Linked DNA regions of Homo sapiens: region 2 is linked to region 1. A link is an interaction called in ENCODE POLR2A ChIA-PET data of the cell type or tissue named here. Cell type or tissue: PC-9. All regions are shown on one strand. Each heading gives the region's core, and the rest is flanking DNA. Links, peaks and the distances in the headings are about the cores only.

Region 1 (8,014 bases), core at 1,098-6,097:
TGAGGTCAGGAGTTCAAGACCAGTTTGACCAACATGGTGAAACCTCGTCTCTACTAAAAATACAAAAATTAGCCGGGTGTGATGGCGGGTCCCTGTAATCCTAGCTACTCAGGAGGCTGAGGCAGGAGAATTACTTGAACCCAGGAGATGGAGGATGCAGTGAGCTGAGATTGCGCCATAGCACTCCAGTCTGGGCGACAAGAGCGAGATCCGTCTCAAAAAAAAATAAAAAAAAATAAACAAACATAACTAAATAGCAAAAAGCTTATCCTTTCCTAAACTTGTCAATAATAATTTACATAACATATACCATTTCACATCAAAAACAAAATCAACAATGACAAAACTGTCTTGACTTTATTGTTAGACACTCTTCTAATGATTTCACATGTGACCCAACTGAATCCCTCTACTGTGGGCTCCAGGCTGGGTTTTATTCTTCATCACCATTTTGCAGATGGGACACAGAATAGACAGGGCTGGTGAGAGGTGCAGTTAGGATCCACAGCCAGGCAGTCGAACCTCAAGTCTGTGCTCTGAACTACAGTGCTATTTGTACTGGGCAATCTGTTCACTCCTTCAAACACCTGGACTTCTACCACATGGCAGGAACACCAGGCAGGCAAGGTGAGAAAGAGCCCATCACAGCCCTCAAGTGGCTTACACTGGGGGTACTGGTCAGGTGAATAGATAATTACCAGGTAATTATCCTATGAGGTAAGTGAAGAATGGACAGACTGTGAGCAGGAGAATGGTGATGGCATCCTAGGATCTGCACCTTAACCTCAGAACCTGTGAACAGATTCCCTTAAATGGCAAATGAGACCTGCCCGATGTGATTAAATTGAGGATCTTGTGATGGAGAGAGGACCCTGTATTACTCAGGTGGGACCAAGAGGAGTGAGAGCCAGAAGAGAAGGTGATCTGAACATGGAAATGGAGAAGAGAATGACGGGCCTTGAAGATGAAAGAAGGGGCCACAAGCCAAGGCAGTTGCTAAAAGCTGAAAAAGGTATGGAAATGAATTCTCCCCTCAGAACTTCCAGAAGGACCAGCTCTGTCAATACTTTGACTTTAATCTTGTGAACTGACTTTGGACTTCTCACCTCCAGAACTATAAAAGAGTAAGTGTGTGTTTTTTAAAGCTGCTCAGTTTGCTGTGATGTGTTAAAGCAGCAAGAGGAAACAAATGCATCAGGAAAGCCTTCAGAGAAGAGGTGAAGTATGGGGCTGAGCCAGAAAGTTGAGGGAGAAGATGGGCGAGGACCCCCAGGGGGGTCCCATTCCATGAAGAGCAACGGCAAGAATCAAAGTAGAGAATCATGAATGTCAAGCAGCAGCCTGGCTGCTCTGCAGGGTTAGACTTGGAGGGTGGGGTGGGCAGAGTGCAGTTAGGTGACCACATAGAAGGCTCCAGGCAGGTGAAGGCTGGTAACAAGTGCCTCCTTGGTGTGAGGCCCTGTTCCTTGTAAGCCAGAATCTCCTGGAGGCCAGAGCTCCGCCACCCCATTTATGCTGCTCCATTTGTATTACTAGTGAATATTTCAGAGATATTCTAAAAATATTTTAAAAAAGGTACATTTCTATGTACCATTTGCATTATGTTGCTTCGTTTGAATTACTACTGAATATTTCAAAAAATCACTCTCTTTTTTTAAACTGAGCCTTGCCTAAGCAACAATATTGGTAAAATTTAAAACCTACCAGTTTCATGAACTAGTTTTATTTTTCCCAAGAGACAATAAAATACTTTTTATCCCCCCAGATTCCAGGCAGTATCCTTAAAGTCTCTACTTTTAAGGATCCTCCAGGACAGAAGTAGAGACAGATGATGTAGGCAAAAATTGGGGAACAGTAAGCCCTGTGAGGGCACAGACAAGACGAAGGGAAGTGGGTCAAAAAGAACAGCAAGGCTGACATTTTGGGCTGGATAATTGAAAAAAAACCAGCGGCCGGGCGCCGTGGCTCATACCCGTAATCCCAGCACTTTGGAAGGCCAAGGCGAGTGGATCACTTGAGGTCAGGAGTACGAGACCAGCCTGGCCAACATGGTGAAACCCCATCTCTACTAAAAATACAAAAAAATTAGCTGGGCGTCGTGGTGGGCGCCTATAATTCCAGCTACTCAGGAGGCTGAGGCAGGAGAATCGCTTGAACCCAGGAGGTGGAGGTTGCAGTGAGCTGAGATCGTGCCACTGCACTCCACCCTGGGCGACAGAGCGAGAGACTGTCTCAAAAACAAACAAACAAACAAACAAAGAAAACAAACAGCAAGGAGGGGAAGCAAGCTAAGCGGCCCATGGAAATGATCCTGGACAAAGATAGGATGGGCAGGAAGGGACAAAAGGGACAACTTAAGACTAACATACAAAATCCACAAGGTATCAACTGCGGTGAGGGAAAGGGAGAGTTCTCAGCAAGTCTATGTAGCAGGCTTCTGTCAGTTCAGCCAACTCTGTGTGTGATGAACTATTTCAGTTATTTCCAAACTGTAACTGTATTCTTTAATTTTTAAAATAGGTAATACAGTCATATGTTTCAATATTCAAAACGTACAAAACAAGGATAGACCCAAACATCTCCCACCTTCCTTTTCCAGCCATTGAATTCCTCTCCCTGGAAGTTTGATCTTAGCAGTTTCTTAGACCTCCTTTCAGAAATACATTAGGTTTAGATAAAGCACATGCATATACAGTTTCCCCATATGCTCTTTTATTTTTAAACACAGATGGCAATACATACTACATACCTTTGATTTTTTTTTCTCTATCCTATACCTAGGAGATCATCCAACCTAAGTATATCAAGTTTTCTGAAGATGGCTTTTTTCCTGTATTATATTGAGTACCTGCACCATGATGGATATAATCAGACCCCCACTCATCAACAATGCTGCAAGTGCCAACCTTGGAGAATTTTTAATTGGTTTAGAAATGATGTGAGTTTATCTGTACGACAAAGACCTAGAAGCAGAACTGCTGAGGCAAAGGGAATGAGGTGACGGCATAACAGCATACTAAGAGTGTCCCCATTCCACACAAGCCGTTTCTGACTTCCACTTCAGAGATGAGGGTTAACTGTCCTTGGATTTCAAATAAATGGAATCATAAAATAGGTACTCTATTGTGTCTAGCTTCTTTCATTTAACAATGGTTTTGAAATTCATCTACAGTGTTTTTTTATTGCCAGATGGTATTCAATTGCGTGACTATATCGCACTTTGCCCATTCTTATGTTGAGAGATTTAAGTTGTTTCAAGTTTTTGGCTATAATGAACAAGCCTGCTATAAACATTTTTGTACAAGTGTTTTTATAAACATAAAAAGAGTCTTCCAAAGTAGTTAAACCATTTATACTTTTATTAGAAATTTATGGAGTTCTAGTTATTCCATATTCTTGCCAACATTTGGTTACTCTTTTAATTTTAGCTATTCCCTAAGAACAGGGCATGGATGTCTACTCATACATTTTGATTCAACACTGGACTACAGGGTCTAGCCAATACAATAAGGCCAAAAAAAAAAAAAAAAGTACAAAGTTGGTAAACATAGTAAAATTGTCAGACATTATATTCACAGACATTGTGATATATTTTATATCACGGAGTCCATCAAAAATATTCTTGTGTAACTACTGCTCAGAATAAGACGCATGACATCTCCAATGACCAGAAGGTTTCCTCATGCCCATTTCCAGTTAACTACTGTCCCTATCCCAGGCAAAACATGAAGTCTGTAATTTAAAAAAAAGAAAAAAAAAAGCTCAAAATAAGAAAACTTACAGTCAATATAATTATTTATATGGCAGGTTTAATGTTTCCCATTTTGGTATTTGTTTCTCTGCTCTTCTTTTTCTATCTTCTTTGGATAGATCAAATATGGACGGCAGTATTCAGCTTCTTAAAAAAAAGAATTTTTTTTTTTTTTGAGATGGACTTTCGCTCTTGTCGCCCAGGCTGCAGTACAGTGGTGCCACCTCTGCTTACTGCAATCTCCACCTCCCAGGTTCGAGCGATTCTCATGCCTCAGCCTCCCAAGTAGTTGGGATTACAGGCACCCGCCACCACACCCAGCTAATGTTTTTTTGTGTTTTTAGTAGAGACGCGGTTTCACCATGTTGGCCAGGGTGGTCTCAAACTCCTGACCTCAGGTGATCCACCTGCCTCGGCCTCCCAAAGTGCTGCGATTACAGGTGTGAGCCACTGAGCCTGGCCAAAAAAAAATTTTTTTTTAAAGAAGTGTAATGGCACAATAATGGTTCACAGTAGCCTTGAACTCCTGGGCTCAAGCAATCCTCCCACCTCAGTCTCCCAAGTAGCTAGGACTAAAGGTGTGGCTCATAAAATCCAGCTAATTTTTTCATTCTCTTGTAGAGACAGGGTCTCGCTATGCCACCCAAGCTGGTCTTGAACGTCTGGCCTCCAGCATTCATCCCTTAACTTGGCCTCCCAAAGCACTGGGATTATAAGTGTGAGCCATGGCACTGGGCCCTCGATTTTATGTCTTGTGTTGGATTTTCAGCTATACCTCTCTGTGTGTCTCTATTTTTTCAATAGTTTCTCTAGAGATTACAGTATGCATCTTTAAATTTCAATCTACTTCCAAATATTATACTATTTCATGAACAATGTAAGACTCTGCCAGCTGAATTCCACATATTCATATATTTCCCTCCCATCCATTGTGCTCCTGTTGCCTGTTACTTAACTTCTTCATATGTTACAAACAAACAATATAATTGTTACATATATATTTAAAGCCAATAGTGTTTTTAGCTGGATGAAATAGGCTCCTGTTAATATTTCTTGATATGGGCCTACTGTAGACAAACTCAGCTTTTGTCTGAAAATGTCTCCATTCACCTTTATTTTTGAAGAAAGTTTTTGCTGGATACAGATTAGTTGGCAGGTTTAATTAATTAATTATTGCTGGATACAGAATTAGCTGGCGGGATTTATTTATTTATTTATTTATTTATTTATTTATGATGGAGTCTCACTCTGTCGCCCAGGCTGGAGTGCAATGGCATGATCTTGCTCACTGCAACCTCCGCCTCCTGGGTTCAAGTGGTTCTCCTGCCTCAGCCTCCCAAGTAGCTGGCATTACACGTACCCGCCACCACACCCTGCTAATTTTTGTATTTTTAGTAGAGACAGGGTTTTACCATATTGGCCAGGCTGGGTCTTGAACTCCTGACCTCAGGTGATCCACTTGCCTTGGCCTCCAGAAGTACTGGGATCACAGGTGTGAGCCACCACACCCCGCCTATATATATATATTTTTAAACTATGTTAAAGATGCTGTATCATTATACTCTGACCTCCACTGTTTGTGCTGAAAAGTCAGAGATAATTATTATCACTGTCCTCCTGTATATAACATGTTTTTTATCCCTCTTCTGATTGCTTTTAAGATCTGCTCTTTATTTCCGGTTATCAGCAGTTTGACTATGATATACCTAGACTGTGGAGTTGTGGTTTGTTTTGTATTTATCCTGACGAGTTTGCAGAAATTATCAGATTTATACATTGATCACTTCCATCAATTGTGGAAAGCTCCTACCTTTTATCTCTTGAATTATTCTTTTCCTTTGTCCTTCTCCTTTCTTTCAGGGAAGCCAATTGTGAAACTGACAGCACCTTACAGATTTTGGATGTCTTTTAAAAATATCTTTCTCTTCTCTTTGCATTTCAGTTTGGATACTTTCTACTTATCTGACTTTATATGGACATTTTATAAGATGACTGGACACAGCAGAGGAGAGGGTCAGTGAATCAGATCAAGATTTTTAAGAGATTCCTTTGCTTTGCAGCTCCACCCATGGATTCTTGCACCTTGGCTGCTGTCACCCTATGCCCAGCAAAAGTAGAAATTCCTGTGAAGAGTTTGCTCTGAGCTCACCTGCCCCACTTCAAGTCTCCACAGTTAAGAGCCCAACTGTTCCCATCTATGGCAAAGTTTCCCTGTCCCTCTGTTTCAATAGAGGATGAGAGCAGCTACGGCTCTCTTCTGAATGGTCTATCACTTATTGAAGTTTAGTTTATTTAGGTTTCTTTGTGTGCTCAGCTGCCTAATGGGCTTTTAAAAACTTATCTTGCTTGTTTTGGCTGTTTGGGTGAGAATGATGGTCTCTTGTGACTTTTTATGAGTTGGAAAGCATAGTGGATTGTTTAAAGGACTGAGTTATTACATTTAAAGGATATAATATGCCCATCGTTATCATTACTACTTACATTTGATAATTTTTGCTAAGTTGTTGTTTACAGTGGTTGTACGAAGGACTTGTTAAATGCTCCCTTATGGCAAGGCAGAACAAGGTACTTGGGGATGACCGAGGAGAAAGAGGAGTTCAGTGGTAGATATGTGGAGTCCCAGGTGTCTCTGTTTAAATACCCGTCACCTGGAGTCACTAGAGAAAGGTGGCCATCAAAGTGCTGAGTGTGAATGAAATCACCTAGGAAGAGACACAGACTATGCAAGAAATTCTGTTGTGACATTTTAGGGGTGGACATTGAAGCCAAGAAACACAAGAAGGAGGAAGCCCCAAGAGGTAGAAAGGAGAACCAGAACCGTATCCCAGGAAACCAAAGGATTAAAAAAAAAAGTCAAGATAATGCCAAATACTTCTAGAGGGCAAATACAATAAAAAGCGAATTATATTTGTGGTTTATATTTAGTCAAACTCTACAACAATGGTGTTTCAATGGAATAATGGGGGTAAAAGCTGATAAGAGAACGGTCAATAAGAGATTGGTTAAATAGACAATAAATGTATATAATTATGAAAATCTTCAATAATAATTTTTTACTGAGCGTCTATTGTGGGCTGAGGATACAGCTGTCTGTGGTCATTTCAGATACGGTTCCTCTTCTCATACAGCTTATAATCAAGTGGCAGGAACTGACAATAAATAAACAAATAGATGATTATAGATTTTAATATTTACTACGAAGATTAAAAAAAACACTGTGTGGTGATAGTGACTGGAGTGGCAATTTGAGATAGGATGATAGCAAAAACTTGGAGGAATCCTAAAAGGGAAGAAGATCCAACCATTCCAATATTTAGAGGGGGGAGAACATTTCAAAAAGAGGAAACAGTAAATACAGAGACCTTGAGTTGGGTCTCTGTATTTCTTTTCAAATGTTTGAAAAGAAGGGCCATGTGGCTGAAATGCAGTAAGAGAGGAAGAAAGTGATAAAAAATCAAGGTGAGGACAAACCACCAGCGTTGGCTAGAAGTGACAGAGGATGAGGTTCAGGGCTGCCAGTGTGGCTGGAAATAGAGAGGGGATGTTCTAGAAAAGAAGGAGCTGCAAATCCATACACAGACTCCTCTCAGAGCCACAGCTGATTCCTATAATTGCACATGCAACTGGGGAGATGCCAAGGAGTCCAATGGACAGCAACAGCTGGAAGGCCAAAAAAAGAGCTGAGCAGAGATTTCAGTTGTTTCCAACTGTAGGGGAGAAAAGTTGGGAGTTTAAATCCTGCCAATCCAGAGGCTCACTGGACACCTTCAATGATAATGAGGTAGGCCATATCTCAGAAGCAAAGATAGTGTCCCAAGAATAAGGATTTGTCATAAGGCGACATCCCAACACAACCGTCTGAACAAAGTGTTAAGATGAAGCTTCCACAAGTTCAAGATGATTAGCCCATAATTTAACATTCTGTTAAAACAAAACAGCACTCTTCAGTGGAAGATACGAAAATCTAAAATCTTTGCAGCGTATCTTCTGCAGTGTCCAGTACAATATAAAAAACTACTAGATAATCCAAGAAAATGTGACCCAAGGTCAAGAGAAAAAAAAAAGTAGATGTAACAGATCCTGAGATGATCCAGACGCTGGAATGAGCAGATACAGATGTTAAAAACAGCTACTATAAATATAATCTAGACTTAAAGAAAGTCATATTGAGTGAGCAGATGGGGGAACTATGCATGTAAAATATATAAAAGAACCAAATGAAAATTCTAGAATTAAGGACAGTATCTAAATACTGGGGGAAAA
Region 2 (8,014 bases), core at 2,062-7,061, 750 kb before region 1:
TTTAGTTCTGATGAGTGATTTTGCTTATTTGTTTTTGAGCATTAATCAGCCACAAGTTCTAAAATAAACACCTAATTTATTTTGACTGTAACAAAGCAAAGAGAAACAAAATTAATTAATCTGCCAATTCGCTATCACGGTGGATATTAAAGTACATATAAATCATCACAATTCTGAATGATTCTACAAGCCAGAGGTTGGCAAGCTTTTCTGTAAAGGGCCAGAGAGAAAATATTTGAGATTCTGGGGCCAGAAGATCCTGCCGCAGTGACTAGACTCTGCTGGTACAACACAAAAGCAGCCAGAGCCAATATGTAAATAAGTGGGCATGGCTGTGTTTCAATAAAACTTTATTTACAAAACAAACCAGCGTGCCAGATTTGGCTTGTGGGCCATAGTTTGGTAACCCCTACAATACTGAACAGTAAATCTCCATCAGTGCCTTCCATTTTGGAAAACACTTCTGGAATTCACATGCTAAGAATGGCTAGTAGTAATACGGAGTTCACAATTCCGTTCTTACTATACGAGTATTTATGTGATATTTTCTGGATTATTAAGGAATATTTATAAAGAAATGTATGAAATCTTTAAATTGTGATTGCATCTGAATAAGTCATATCAGTTACATACCTTGTCACATGGTACACAAGTCACCTTTACAAATCAATAGCAAAACTCTACCAGCCCATTTTTTAAAATTACTATCTGCCTAACTTCCTAACAGACACTAAAATGAATACAAACAGCATTCTCTACTCACAGTAATTCACGCTGTCCCAGGCATACAGTCTGGTTGTTATTTCAAAGTTTTAGACCAGTACATATTTTTTGTTTTTTCTTTCTAAAGTCTCTTTTTCTATGTAAAACCTCCTTTAAAACCATATGGATTTTATTAGAAGGATTATAACCTTTCTGGCTGATATATGCTTACATTATTTGCATTTAATTTAATTGGAGTTTTGAAGGAAGTGCTGTAAAATCAAATTCAGTGTTTTTATATCATTTGATATTTGTTTCCTATTTTTGCAGCACCAGTAATCAAGGGTCTTATCTTTGAAAGCAGTTTACATAACCATGTTTTGATGTTTTCAAAACTTGTCTAGAAAATAAGACCCCCTAAAATCACGATTTGTGTCTTCAAAGTTTTCCTTTGTTAATTTTTAGGTTAATGGATATTTAGCTGAATCTTTCTTTATGTAGAAGATTTTGTTTGAAACTGTACTTTGTCCTCATGATAAATTGGAATGTCTTAATTTTGAACTTATGTCCTACTGAGTGACCTAATTTCTTTATGAATCTCACGGATGGAGCAGGCAAGTAATCTTGAGTATCAAGCAGATTCATTTTTAAATGCAATTATGCATTCATTCTGCCCCAGAAAAGTTTCATCCTAACTAATCTTTGACCTGACAGCTGAGGGTGGCACAGCAACACCACTGAAAGTCTAGAAGACACAGGTGCACAGCATTTTGTTCCTAGGGTTACCTTTTTTCAGCAACTAATTGTATTTCACTGGAGGAAATTTTTAAATGAAGCAAATAGGGGGAAATAGTGATTTTTCTCCATACATGAATAAAAGTTAATGTTATGAGGCATTTCACACTTTTCTTTTATGTTAAAATTTTATTCTCTGCATATGTTTGTAACTTATAAAACTGCTTGTGTGCCCCGTGTATGTCCTAGAAGAAAGAAAGGGTTCTGGAACCTACTGTCTTTTCATCTCTACCTGGCAAGTACTATTTGAGTTTCTAGAATGAAAATAGGAAAATTGATTAGTCCATTCAGTATTCCAAAGAAAATCTGAAAGAAAGGTTAAAATCTAATAAGAAGCTGGCATTTGTCTTTAGGTCTTGTTTATGTCTCAGTGCCCAGAATCAAAAAAGGCTATGGGTTCTCAGCAGAGACGCAATGATGTTGGCCATAGAGGACACCGTCAGATCAAACCCTATCAGTCCATTTCCTTTGCTTCTTAGCCCATTAGAGCAAAGATTTTTAATTTTCTTTTGAAATGCCTTGAAGTTATAGAGTAAGACAAAACAAAATATTGCCTGAACAGGAGCATTAAATTTTTTTTTTCTTTTTTTGAGACAGAGTCTCACTCTGTCACCAGGCTGGATCGCAATAGCACGATCTCGGCTCACTGCAACCTCCACCTCCTGGGTTCAAATGATTCTCCTGCCTCAGCCTCCTGAGTAGCTTGGGACTACAGGCACGTGGCACCATACCCAGCTAATTTTTGTATTTTTAGTAGAGACGGGGTTTCACCATATTGACCAGGATGGTCTTGATCTCTTGACCTCATGATCCACCCACCTTGGCCTCCCAAAGTGCTGGGATTACAGGCGTGAGGCAAAAAAATATATTTTTTTGAGACAGGGTCTCACTCTGTTGCCCAGGCTAGAGAGGCTGAGTGGCCCAACTGGTTTCATAATTCTCATTACAGAGAAAATCCAAGTATTTCTAATCCTCATAATGAAAAGCATTTCATAAACCTCATTTTTTTTGTTGTTTTTTTGAGACAGGGTCTCACTCTGTTGCCCAGGCTGGAGTGCAGCAATGTGACCAAGGGTCACTGCAGCCTCGACCTCCTGGGCTCAAGCGATTCTCCTGTCTCACCCTTCCCAAATGCTGGGATTAAAAGCATGAGCCACCATACCCAGCCCAAAAACATTTTAATGGGGCACTGAAACAAGGGTAACTAGTTCATTAAAAAAAAATAGTATGGAACCCGGTTTGAGTGTACAGCTGCAAATCCACATGTTCGAGCCAGCTGGACAGCTTCTCCAGGCCACATTCTCTGCCAAGAACAGCCGGGAACCCCTGCCAAGGACTCAACCCTCTTCTCCCTGGGCGGGTGTTGGTTTTGGCTCAGATTCGGTCCCACCTAGACAGTTTCCAGCATTGCAGGTGAAGCAATTAACTGTAAATTTTTTTTAATTAAATTTTAAATGATTTTTAACTAGGAAATGTGCTCCTGTATGCAATGTTGTCCAATCTTCACTCACCCACACCCCTTCACAATTTTTGCCACATCCCTGCACCATCTGTACCATTATTTGCTTTCCTCTTCCCTTAATGGATTTATTTATTTTATCTAAATAGGTTTATTTTAAAAGAGAACTTTATGAAACTACCGTGAATGGGGAAAAAATGGCATCACTAGCCTGGAACAGAAAGTCACCCTCTGGAATGACAAAGGAGCCAGCATGTGCCTGGGCCATCAAGCTGCCCATTCAGCCATGCTGAGTCTTGCCTGCCCACCTCATCTCCCGCCTCACGCCAGATCACACTGCCTAATATTTTACTCAGATGTCTTCTTCAGTTCCCCATTGGAGCCAAAAGTCTCCTTCCCCTGCCCTCTGCTGAGCTGGGGGTCACTGTGCCCTGTCTCTCAGCTCCTCTCGGAGCTTTCTCCAGCCTTCAGCTCTCAAATGTCTTCAGCCTCTCTGCTAACTCATCCTGGCCTGAAGCAATTCTTGCCTGGATTCTCTCCCGACTCAAGACATCCCTCTAAGCGGATTCACGCCCGCCACTCCAAGCCTTTTGGGAAAAACACCTTGCCTCCATAGCTCAGCCGCCTTCTTAGGCCCAGGAACTCAGCCATATCCTACCCATGTAGCTGAAGGTACTCCTTGGAAGGCCCCCAGTTCCTAGATACCAAGTGCTTCTGGGCCCTCCTTCCCGTCCAGCCCAAACTTCCTGTGAGCCAGCTTTTCTTGAAGCATCCTCGTAATTCATTGAACATATAGGAATTTAGGAAGTCCCTCCATGCCCTTTCTCCTGCCGCTCTGCTGTCCTGTCCCCTCTTCCCCTAGTTGGAGGGCATTCCCAAGAACACACCTCTGGTCTTTATCACTTTCCTCTTTCTCCATGCCCTTGGCAGGAAGATGCAATCGCCAGATTTCACTACGTGTGACCCCAGGCAAGTAATATATTTAACTGCCTTGGGCCTCAGTTTTCACATCTGTAGAGTGTGGTGATGGTAGTCCCTAGATCAATGGGATGTGAATCACCTAGTGCAAGTAAAGCGTTCAGCGTTCTGCCCAGAATTCAGTGGATGCTCAATGGATGTTAGCCCTTATCCACCTGCCATGATGTAATAATGCCCAAGTTCACATGGACAACCCACAACCCTGGGAGAGGCTGTAATGTGTACACACAGGTTCACCCTGATCCCTCCTCCTAAGGCCAATATTCAATGCATATGTACCAAATGCCTGTGAGGCACTGCTATTCTCGGCACTGGACAGCCCATTTATGGCCTGAGGGTAGGGCCAGTGATGCTCAGTCCACCAGGCTCTGAGCATGTGGTCTGGAATGTGGTAGACACTCCTCAAATACTTTTTGGATGAATGAATATCAGCCTCTGCTAATAGGAAAGAAAATTAGGTGAGATCAGAAGGGAACCTTCATGATAACAATTAGTAACATCTAGACAAGCAATTGTGTTTACAGAGAGAACCTGAAAGAATTAAAGTAACTATAGAAGCAGGAAAACTGAAATTTTTTGAAATGCAGTGAAAGCTCATTCTTTCATAGAATAATTCCATTTTTTTTAATGTCATGCAATTCATAGTCACATGATTCCCTGTTTTGAAATTTTTCGTTTTTACCAAGTTTTCTTAAAGGATGAAAATACAGATATTTTCATTTGGGTAGCTTTCTTTTAACAGCAACTTGAAATAGTAGTAAAAAATAGTAAACAAATATCAGATTTTATTTCATTATAGGAAAATTGATCACATTTTGATATACTTTATGAATAAAAGAATGAGCTCTTATTAAGGATTTTAAGCAAATTACATTTTGTTAAAGGATTATTTAAATGCAGTAGGTTGGCTTATTTTCTTGACATGCTATTTCTTTTAAGTATATTTCTTTTTAGTGCATTCCAAAGTCACATAACTTAATTATGTTACTGTAATTACCTCAATATTATCTCAACTAAGAGGCTGAAGTCTTTGAATAGCACAGTGGAGCCACTTGAGGGTGCCTGACTTGTTTGCTCAGCATGGTATATCCTGCTTTCCACTGCGTGATTGGGTTTCACAGGACACCATTTGCCTGATCATACAGATGAGCTCATGGAAAAGCTATCCATGTTATTACTGGATTCTATGGAGGCATGTTATGAGTCAACAGACATACATAATCCTGATTTTACATTCCTATTTTTATTATATCACCTATACAATTTTTTTCTTAATACAAAGTATGACATGCTCATTATGAGATATTTGGAAGGACAGATAAGAAAACAATTAAGTCAACCATAATCCTACCACATAATCCCTCTACCCGAGAATCACCACTAGGGGCTTTTTTCTGTAAAGCCTTTGTCCGTTTATGTATTCTTTATATGTTATAAAATACATATTCATATGTGTTTATATTTTTATATATAGTGTTGATTTATAAAATTATTTTAGCAAGTACAATAATTCCTATATCCACTTTTATTTCCCTACTTTTTTTTAATTTTATTATTATTATACTTTAAGTTTTAGGGTACATGTGCACAACGTGCAGGTTTGTTACATATGTATACATGTGCCATGTTGGTGTGCTGCACCCATTAACTCTTCATTTACATTAGGTATATCTCCTAATGCTATCCCTCCCCCCTCCCCCCACCCCACAACAGTCCCCGGTGTGTGATGTTCCCCATCCTGTGTCCATGTGTTCTCGTTGTTCAATTCCCACCTATGAGTGAGAACATGCGGTGTTTGGTTTTTTGTCCTTGCGATAGTATTTCCCTACTTTTACACTTTTCCCCCCAAATATGTGGTGAACATCTTCCCTTTTCAAGAAATATTCTTCTCCATCGTTTTATTATCTTGAGGGAAAAAGTAACGTAACATTAACCATTAACCATTTTTAAATTAACAATTCAGTGTCACTAGTACATTCACAGTGTTGTACAACCACCCCCTCTACCCAGGTCCAGAACATTTTCATCACGCCGGAAGGAAAACCTATATCCATTAGGCAGTCCCTCCCCGGCTCACTCCTCCTCCCAGCCCCCTGGCAACCATTAGTCTTTCCGTCTCTATGGATTTGCCTTATTCTGGATGTTTCATATAAATGGAATCACACAATATGTTACCTTGTGTGTCTGGTGTCTTTCACTTAGCATAATTTTTTCAAGGCTTATATGCACATTGTAGCAAATATCAGAACTTCCTTCCTTTATAGCAGAATAACATTCTGCTGCATGCCTACAGCACCGTTTGTTTATCCATTCCTCTGCTGATTGACACTTGGGTCATTTCCACCTTTTGGCTATTGTGAATAGAGCTACTATAAACATGCGTGTACCTGTATTTGTTTCAGTTGCTGTTTTCAATTCTTTGGGTATTCAGGTAGGAGTGGAATTGTTGGGTTGTAGGATAATTCTATGTTTAATTTTTGAAGAACTGTCAAACTGTTTTCCACAATTGCTAAACCATTTTATATTCTTACTGGCAATGCATGAGGATTCTACTTTCTCCAATCCTCACCAAAGCTTCTTTTCCAGTTTTTGATGATGGCCAACGCAGTGTGTATGAAATGGTATCTCATCATGTTTTGGATTTACATTTCCCTTCCTGCCTCATTTTTAATGCCACGGTGTGGACATACGATTTGTTTTACCTGGTGCCCTGAGGGTGGACATTGAAATTAGTAATTTTCTGTTTTGATAAGCAATGCTATGGTGGACATGCTCGTGGCACAATCTTTACATAAATTTATTGTATCTTCCATATATGTCCCTAAAAGTAGATTTCTTGGAGAAAAAAATAAAGCTAAGGCTTCAGACATGTATTGACAAATTGCCTTCAAGAAATATTGATCCAGGCGGGGCACAGTGACTCACATCTGTAATCCCAGCACTTTGGGAGGTCGAGGCAGGTGGATCACCTGAGGTCAGGAGTTCAAGATCAGCCTGGCCAACATGGCGAAACCCTGTCTCTACTAAAAATTCAAAAATTAGCCAGGCATGGTGGCAGGCGCCTGTAATCCCAGCTACTTGGGAGGCTGAGGCAGGAGAATCCCTTGAATCCAGGAGGCAGAGGTTGCAGTGGGCCAAGATCATGCCACTGCACTCTAGCCTGGGTGACAGAATGAGACTCTGTCTCAAAAAAAAGAAAAAAGAAAGAAAGAAAAGAAGAAAAAGAAAAAAAAAAAGAAATATTGATCCAATTTACATTTCCTGTCATATTCCTGTCATTCCTGACTCCTTGTTTGTAAGTTACTCATTCTTTCCAAAATATCTCTGGATCTCTGGGAAAAAGAAAAAAAAAAAAAAACACCACTCCCTGCATTAAAACCTGCTGGTACCAAACCTGTACAAACCTTTATTTATTTGCACGTGAGAATTTTCCCCTATATTTTAGCGTACGACCAATACTGTGCATTAAAATTATCCATGAGATATGACACTTTTAAATTTACGTGAAAAGCCCTTTAATGGAGACAGCTTAATTTATAAGCAATCACATATAACCATTGGGTTGTTCAGGTTCAATAATTTGGGTTCAAGGGCCGGACATGGTGGCTCACACCTATAATCCCAGCACTTTGGGAGGCCGAGGCAGGTGGATCATTTGAGGCCAGGAGTTCGAGACTAGCCTAGCCAACATGGCGAAACCCCATCTCTACTAAAAAATACAAAACTTAGCTGGGCATTGGTGGCTTACATAAATAGTCCCAGCTACACAGGAAGCTGGGTCTGGAGAATCATTTGAACCCAGGAAGAAGAGGTTTCAGTGAGCCAAGATCGCTCCACTGCACTCCAGCCTGGGTGACAGAGTGAGAACTTGTCTCAAAAAATAAATAAGTAGATAAATATTTAAAAAGATAATTTGGGTTTAAGGAATAACTCATTGGTTTGATTAAATCCTAAAACTAGGTAGTTCCCTTGGACAATTAGATGCCACCCTTTAAAACGGATCATTACTGTTCGTTAGAGACAGTGTCTGTTCTTCCCTCTGCTGTGTGACCATCATAGTGTTGGGCTTCTTTAACCTTT

The links. Peaks named below come from ENCODE experiments on the same cell type or tissue, not always from the same donor. Only the 100,000 strongest peaks of a DNase experiment are listed, where the experiment ranks them.
Region 2: POLR2A ChIA-PET joins it to region 1 with 5 read pairs; 2 of 35 experiments call an interaction of 5 or more read pairs at or near these places.

The regions. Positions count from the first base shown.
Region 1 is chr20:58,330,248-58,338,261 of GRCh38, reverse strand. All of the region lies in intron 2 of RAB22A (RAB22A, member RAS oncogene family), which reads right to left. Among named protein-coding and RNA genes, the nearest start is that of RAB22A, 25 kb to the right of the region's middle. In PC-9, for the core only: no CTCF peak of the experiment used is centred there; no DNase peak of the experiment used is centred there.
Region 2 is chr20:59,079,448-59,087,461 of GRCh38, reverse strand. No RefSeq gene overlaps it. Among named protein-coding and RNA genes, the nearest start is that of SLMO2-ATP5E, 41 kb to the right of the region's middle. In PC-9, for the core only: a CTCF peak has its summit at 5,223; DNase peaks (open chromatin) are centred at 4,281 and 5,091; H3K27ac peaks cover 1,594 bases.